3 separate regions of the Mus musculus genome follow, and all the other regions are linked to region 1. The links are chromatin loops, found by intact Hi-C in ENCODE. Cell type or tissue: heart. All regions are shown on one strand.

Region 1 (2,500 bases):
ACAAGTCACGTCTGTTCATAACTCAACTCTGAGACTCAGGTGCTCCCATGGCCAAATAAGGGGTGGCACATCTGCTCTGTTCAACTACAAAGTTGCTCTGAGGAGTAACTGGGCAGAAATGTGCTTCTCCAGTCTAAAGTTTAGAAATGTAACAGACCATTGCTAATAACAATGCTTGCTATAAAATCACCTCATCTTATACACATCTGTGTATAATAATTATAAGTAAACACTCCCCAAATCACATTATTGAAACCTGCTGCTTCCCCACCCTCTCTCCCAGAATACAGAAAATGGTGAGATAGTAACTGGCATGGTTTGTCACTAAAACAACTGTGATTTGTCCTAGCAAGGCAAGAACCAGAAGTTCTTTCCCTAAGACTGGCTAAATAAATTCCTCTGCCATTAGAAAAACAAACAAACAAACAAACAAACAAGAAAATGCAAAATCCTTATTTTGTTTCAACACAACTCAGAAGAGCAGTTTAAGCGAATGCAACATCTGACAGAAAATCCAATGTTGAGAATCAAAGACCTGTGTTCAACCTAGCAAAAATGTATGATTTTGACCAGAGCATGTTAATATGAGCGTAACCAGAAATTATGGAGATTCTGATACATTTAGGTGTAGATGAAGAATTGCTGGGACCCAATGCTTCTTCCTGAAGTACTGAACCAAGTACAGCTAGTATGAAAGGACAGCGGCCTCAGCTGAAGTGAGTGTCCACTGGTAAGGGAATGCCATTCTTTCATTCACCCAGTCACTAACTGTGACACCAGCTACTCAGGATGAAATGACTGTGCTATAAGAACCTACACATGAGTAAATAAGATGATACTGACATACAAACCAGCAAACATAACAACAAGAACACAGACAAAAGAAAGAGAGTCAGGGAGCCAGGGAAGGTTTCTATAAGAAGATGGCAGCATCTTCAAGCTTCGATGGAGAGTCAGAAGTCTGTGTGATAGGCAGGACCCACTGAAAGGAGTGGGGCCTGAGAGAGAAATGAAGTTGTTATTTTCTTTCAGGACAGTTGGGGCGCTGGAGCCAAGAACAGACCTGGAACAAAGTTAATGCTATTTTTACAAGCTAGAAAAATACCAGCAGCAGGAGTCCTGGCCGAACCACCCCCACAAAGTGCAAACAAAACCCCTCCTATCTGCTGCCTGTCTGCCGGAGAACTCTCTAACCAGTCCTTTCAGAACAAAATGTTCTTTTATCTTTGATTTTTTTTTCATTCCCACAAAGTCCTTCCTCCTCTCTTTCCAGAGCTGGAAAACACATGAATTGAGCTGTGTTGCTCTTTGATCTTTATCTTCCCCTCCCAGGCTGTCTTTGGGAATGAGAGTCTATGGGATATTTCTGCTGAGAGTTGACCCCTCCTCCTGGTCAGAATATGGGGTCCATAGCTGGTCAGGTCAGGCAAGCATATGACAGCCCATGGTTGTCAAGGCAGCTTTGTGAGAGGCCTGCATGGCATCCCATTACAAAGTTAGGCTCTTATATTGACATTTGGGGGTCTCAGCACTAAATTCATCCAACCAGTACTTATGGCTGTTTCTGGAAACCTATACAACTGAGAGTACTGAATTCCACATTCTCTTAGAGGACACGAGAAAGACAAAACCAGGGCACCTGGGGAGACAGAGCGAGTTGCATCTTTAGATTCTTCTTTTCTGCCTGACTATCTCCCGGACAGGAAGTGGAAGTTCTGTTGAGAGATATTTCACACCTGGGAGGGAACTTCATAAACAAATTACGTAAAAAAAATTGTGGGTGAATGTCTTTCATCCACAAATGAAAGGCATTCATCCACTAAGGTCTTCCCTTTCTAATAGGTATTTAGATTCTGGGGTGAGAAAACCAAAAAGAAAGGCTTCATTATTGGGTGCCTAGTATGTGGCAGACCAGTATACCAACAACTTCCTTTAAGGGGCGTATGTATGTATGTGTGCATGTGTGCGTGTGTGTATGTGTAATGTATATATCATCAGTTTTCACAGAAAAAAGAGATGAGCCATTGATAATCTTTTCCATCAAAGAATAAAAGTTTAAGAGGTAGCCCATTTGTAGGTAGAACAAGAATTTACTCTGGTCAGAAACCTGCTATCTCAAATCAATACTATGAAGCTACATAAACACAAAGCAGGAAGGAACAAGACAAATCTCTCACACTTGTGTGTTTGCTCACTGCTGATCATCTCCAGGTCCACACCCAGAACAGACAGGTCTGCACATGTTGGATTGTTATCTTTATTGTATCTATGGTCAAATGGTCTTCTCAGGTCTCTCAGGCTTTTGCTTTCCTCTGCAACCCAACATGACAGGTGGATAATGAGTGCAAGTTTTGCATCTGGGCCTCTCTACCTTCCCAGATACTCTAATCCTGAGCTGGCTGCAAGGTGATGATGGGACAAGAGACGGGAAAAGAAGGTATAAGGATAAAAGTTGTCCAGAATTGTCAGTAATGAGAATCCCTTCAGTCAACCTCTCCAG
Region 2 (2,500 bases), 130 kb before region 1:
TGCCCTCTGTGAGTTTGCTTAGTAAGTCTTATATTGGAAGAAGACATTTGAGTGATCTGAATGTCACACATGGTCATATTCTGCTGCTTCAGAACAACCCAGGCAAACATGTAATCATGCCACCGCACTGTTTAGGAGACCATGTTTAAACCAGATAGGTACAGAAAACTGTCAACAATTCAAAACAATTTTTTTTTAAAAAGGACAAGTTTTAAAGTGAAGGTCTTAGTTTATCCTGTCCCTCAAAGAACTGCCTCAGACGCTCACCTGGGCATTTTGGAGTTGGGCTAGAAACAAGGCTACCCAAGGCAACACCTCACCTTTCAGACCTGTAACCTCAAACTTCCCCAAGGCTGAACGGAGGCTCGGAGCAGCAGCTAAAGAGAAATTGGGGTCCCGGTGGAAAGCACAGCATGAAATTCTATTCGTTGTCTGTGTTAGTCATATATGAGACTAGAAGGGGAGTCTGAATTCTCAGGTCCCAGGTCCCACTGCTGCTGAGTTTTACCACCAGGCCATTTGTCTCTGCCACTAGAAAGAAGTGGCTCTAATGAGAAGCTCAGTAACATCTTCATTTGTGACAGTCATAATGGGGGCACACAGAAGATCAGAAGGAGGAAGGAATTCCAACACATACTACAACATAGATGGATCTGGAACACATTGTTATGCTAGAAAGAAGCCAGTCACCCAAAGGCAAATGCTATTTAATGCTGCTTATACAATGTGGTTAGAGCTGTTGAAATTAGGTATATGCTGGTCAGGAGCTGTGGGAGCGGCTATGGAAGGGGCTATGCAGAATTACTGTTTCATGGGTCCAGAGTTTAGGCCCACGTGTTGAAAAGAGTTCTGGAAACTGATGGTGCTGACAGTCGCACAGGATTGTGACTGAGCCCCACTCCGTGAAACAGGAACACTCAGAAAGGGGTAAAGGGTTAAAATGCTGAATGATAGACCATATCCATTTTACCCCAACTAAATAGGAAAAAAAGAGCACAACTCAGACCACCTCCCACAGTGGTTATCTGTATTATTTTCTTCCGCATACAATGTAAAGCACAGCCTTCAATGTCTTTATATTTTTCAAAGTATAAGGGCTTCTAAAGTCCTCCCAGGGTATTTCCGTGGAAAGTAAAAAGTCAGGAAGAAACAGTCAGTTATATAAAGTTTTATATCTGCATGTCTTATATGATTTCTTATATCATATATGGCTTGCTGACCATTGACTTTTTGCCTTAGCTGGTCTCAGCTTGCTGTCTGTAAAGCTCTCTGGAAGGAACCTTCCAGTCCTAACTGGTAACTGTTTTCCAAATACTAATACGAGGTACTCTCTCACGAATTAGCTCATCTGTACTAAGCATTCTTCAGAATGTTTTGGAGCGCTTGGCTATTTCTAAAAACCTGCAGTCAGTACACGTGGAAGATGTCATGGTGGGGTGAGCAGACAGGAGGCACTCAAGTATAGGGGCCCTTGAAAGAGCACTGAGGTGGGGTTAGATGCTCTAAGGATCAGGCCTGGGCTCTGCCACCTGCTTGCCATGTGAATCAGGAAGGAAGGAAGCATTTATTAGGGCTTTCTATGCGAGGAGGTACTTTCACACATATTATCTCATTATTTCACATAACTTTCATAATTTATATACCATTTTCACAATCGTTTCCATACCTAGCTATTGCTTGAATTCATGAGTAAGGGGCTATCTTTCAAAATTCTGCCTAAAACTCCCCTTTCTTGAAAACATGGTTTCATTTGGGGCAGAAATTCTCATAAAAACTCAAGTTTGATTCCAGCTATTTATATTTTTCTATTATACATTGAAGAAAAAATAATCAGGAAAGAAACGACTAGCAAAGAATAAGGTTCTCTGCCCAGCACTATGAAGCACCCTGAGAGCCACATGTGCTTTGCTCACATTCCAGCAATGTCAGTTCTTCCTATTTTACCACCTTCTCTGATGCTCAATGACAGTGCATAGAGTTTAGTAACTGACCCAGGCTGGATCCATCAGCTTTCAAAGCCATGTGCTGGTTACCATTTTCTACCCATCTAGTTTGTGTTTGGGCATAGACTATACAACTATTTACATAGTACTCGCCAAATGTTCAAATCTCATGGATAATAAAACTTCACAATGACTTATGCATATACATATATATGTATATATATGCATATATGGCTAAATAAAGACAAATCAGCAAAGCTATACAGGATTATCCATATCAAGCATGACTGTTTAGAATAACCAAGTATTTAAGAAAAAAAAAAAACGAGTTCAAGGAAGAATACCTAAAGTGGTTGTAATGGCAAATGCCTTTAATCCTAGTACCCAGGAGTCAGTGGCCAGCAGAAATCTGTGAATTCAAGATTACCCTGATCTACAGAGTAGGTTCCAGAATAGCCAGGGCTACACATGGAAATCTAGTTTTAAAAAGAAGAGGAGGAAAAGAACGAGAGGAGGAGGAGGTGGAGCAAGAGGAGGAGGAAGAGTAGGAGGAGGAA
Region 3 (2,500 bases), 450 kb after region 1:
CTCTGGAACCCTGGAACTCACTCTGTAGACCATGCTGACCTCAAACTCAGAAATCCACCTGCCTCTGCCTCCCATGTACTGGGATTAAAGGCGTGCACCACCACGCCTGGCTTAACAGAATACTTTCATGATGCAGCAAGTTATCCCTCTCTCGATTTATGCCTGCAGATCTTTGTTTAGCTTTGTAGATCTTGTTCATCTAGTCTTGGTCTTGAAAACTGTACCACTTAAGCTTGAAGAAATTCACTACACTCAAATGCCCACAGACATTGATCTATTCTAAATTCTCTGCTTCCCATGCAATATCACATGTCAAAATTTTACAACCCAAGGTGATAATATTAGAAAGTGATGGGGCATTGAGATCCAATTAGGATGGAGCCTTTGTGAGCAGGATTAGTGCCTGTGTCCATATATGATGCTGTAAAATGTATTACAGACCAGACTATCTATAAGTAATAGAAATTTATTTCTCCCAATTCTGGAAGCTAGAATGTCCACAATCAAGCTGATGTGGAGTATGGTGAAAACCGATCTTGACTTTTAAGATGGTCCCTTGCTCCATCCTCTTGAAAGGATGGATACTACGTCTTCACATGGCAGAAAGGACGAAAGTGGGCTAAGTGCCCACTGGAGCTTCATTCTAGAGGGTCAGAATCCCCTTTATAAGGAAGGAGCACTGCTGACCGAGTGACTTCCCAAAGGCCATACCTGGTAATATTCCTGTATCAGAAACCAAATACCAACATGAAACACAAAGAGTTGAACCACAGCAAGTGCTCTTCTTTTAGCAAGTGCCAGACCACTTCTTTACCACTCCCGTGAGTGGGGAAAAGGCCAGAAGCCTTCATATTTGAAGAACTAGGCCACTGACAAGCACTGAATCTTCAACACCTTGACCTTAGGCTTCCCATTTTCCTAAACTTTAAGAGACAGTTGCTACGGTTTATCAGTCCCCAAGTTTGTGGCACTTTGTTCTAAGTTCAGGTAGATATTCCATCCATGAAAGGTGCTGAATTTCCTACGGGGGGGGGGTGGGGGGTGGGGGGTGTCATACCTTAAATAGGACAAAGAAGAACCCCTGTCTATAAGCAATCAAAGGGAAGTCCGCCATCTAGTGACAGTAACTGTGGGTAACTATCCCACTGGGTAAACAGACTCTCGAGAATTCAAATCAACAGTGAGGGATAGTGTTTAAGTACAGCACAGAAGCAATTTTTTTTTTTTTGAGACAAGATTTCACTATTTAGACCAGGCTGGTCTAGAACTCAGAGATTCCCTGCCTTTGCTTCCCAAATGCTGGTATTAAAGATGTGTGCCAATATACCAGGCCAAGCCCAGAAGTTTGAATCATCAAAAAGGAAAGTAGAATTTAGTAATTAATTAAGTAACATTACTACTCTTTAATTTTTCTTTCCACTGGGTCTAACCTTTCCTGTTATGGAGAGAAAGAGATGCAGTCCCTCCCTACTTTTCAGTATAAATAATTGGAGCAATTTTTATACCATGCACTGGTTAAATTCCTGACCATTACTACAGGGTCACCTGCCTTCTCACTTCTTCATTTAACAATGATAGAAAACTCCATTTATTCTAGGCACAAAGATGGTTAACGCTTAGTCTCTGGAGTCTCTGGCACATATATCTTAGCAGGGGAAGTGGAGAAAAATAAAACAAAACACAAACCAACAAAACCACAATTACAACCAGATACTGATCATGATGAGGAGAGCGACAGGTAGTATTGGGGCAGCACACACATACACAGTCCATCTGGGGAAATGCATCTGAGATCAGAGAAGGTGAGCTGGGGGAAGAGTCTGGAATGAGGAGCATTTCAGCAAAGGACGAGCAAAATCAGGCGTGCCAGGTTTCATCAAGGGGAATGAGCCAAGGACCAGTATGAGAATGTGGGAAAACTGCAGTTTGACAGTCATAGGATTAAGTCACCAGGGCACACCAAGAAGGAGGCTGAACCTCATCAACCAAAGTAAAAAACTTCAGGTTTCATATTGTGGCCAAGTCTATTGGCAGTAAAGGCTAAAAACTCTGTCCCAAGACAGAGCCTGTTCTCCAGAATTCCAAATTTGAATGCTGTAAGTCAGCCAAACTCCAGTTCATCAAGGTCCCTGCCACACCTGCTTGCCCATGCCCTCACATGGAATGTCTGTCTGTCTGTCCCTGCCAGGTGCAGTCCTTGCTCCCTTGAGTGTAAAGTCAGTTTTCCACGAGGAAAGGAGAAGGGCATGATCAGACTCTTGCCTTACACCGGTTCTCTCAGGGAGATTTGGAAAGGTCCCCTGGGGGCAGAGAAATCCCTTAGAATGGCACTGCAAAGGTCCAGACAAAAGCTATTAAACACCTATAGCTGTGTCCTGGAGGCATAGTGCCACAGAGGAATGGCAACAACTGTGGAGCTTTTGATTATCACTCCCTCCATCATTCTTCGAAGGCATAAAGAGGCTCAATAATCTCAATGAAGTGTTGACCTGGACTTCTG

The links. Hi-C counts contacts between places; a loop is a spot of excess contacts. Peaks named below come from ENCODE experiments on the same cell type or tissue, not always from the same donor. Only the 100,000 strongest peaks of a DNase experiment are listed, where the experiment ranks them.
Region 2: a loop joins it to region 1, with 2.4 times the contacts of the local background. A loop is called at or near these places in 7 of 42 quality-filtered maps.
Region 3: a loop joins it to region 1, with 2.1 times the contacts of the local background. A loop is called at or near these places in 3 of 42 quality-filtered maps.

Annotation. Positions count from the first base shown.
Region 1 is chr4:95,741,799-95,744,298 of GRCm38, reverse strand. All of the region lies in intron 7 of Fggy (FGGY carbohydrate kinase domain containing), which reads right to left. Among named protein-coding and RNA genes, the nearest start is that of Fggy, 190 kb to the right of the region's middle. In heart, a CTCF peak has its summit at 1,041; a DNase peak (open chromatin) is centred at 1,128; H3K27ac peaks cover 953 bases.
Region 2 is chr4:95,867,525-95,870,024 of GRCm38, reverse strand. The region is part of intron 14 of Fggy (FGGY carbohydrate kinase domain containing); the gene reads right to left. Among named protein-coding and RNA genes, the nearest start is that of Hook1, 99 kb to the left of the region's middle. In heart, a CTCF peak has its summit at 1,431; no DNase peak of the experiment used is centred here.
Region 3 is chr4:95,292,936-95,295,435 of GRCm38, reverse strand. No RefSeq gene overlaps it. Among named protein-coding and RNA genes, the nearest start is that of Gm32240, 86 kb to the right of the region's middle. In heart, a CTCF peak has its summit at 1,133 (motif pointing left); no DNase peak of the experiment used is centred here.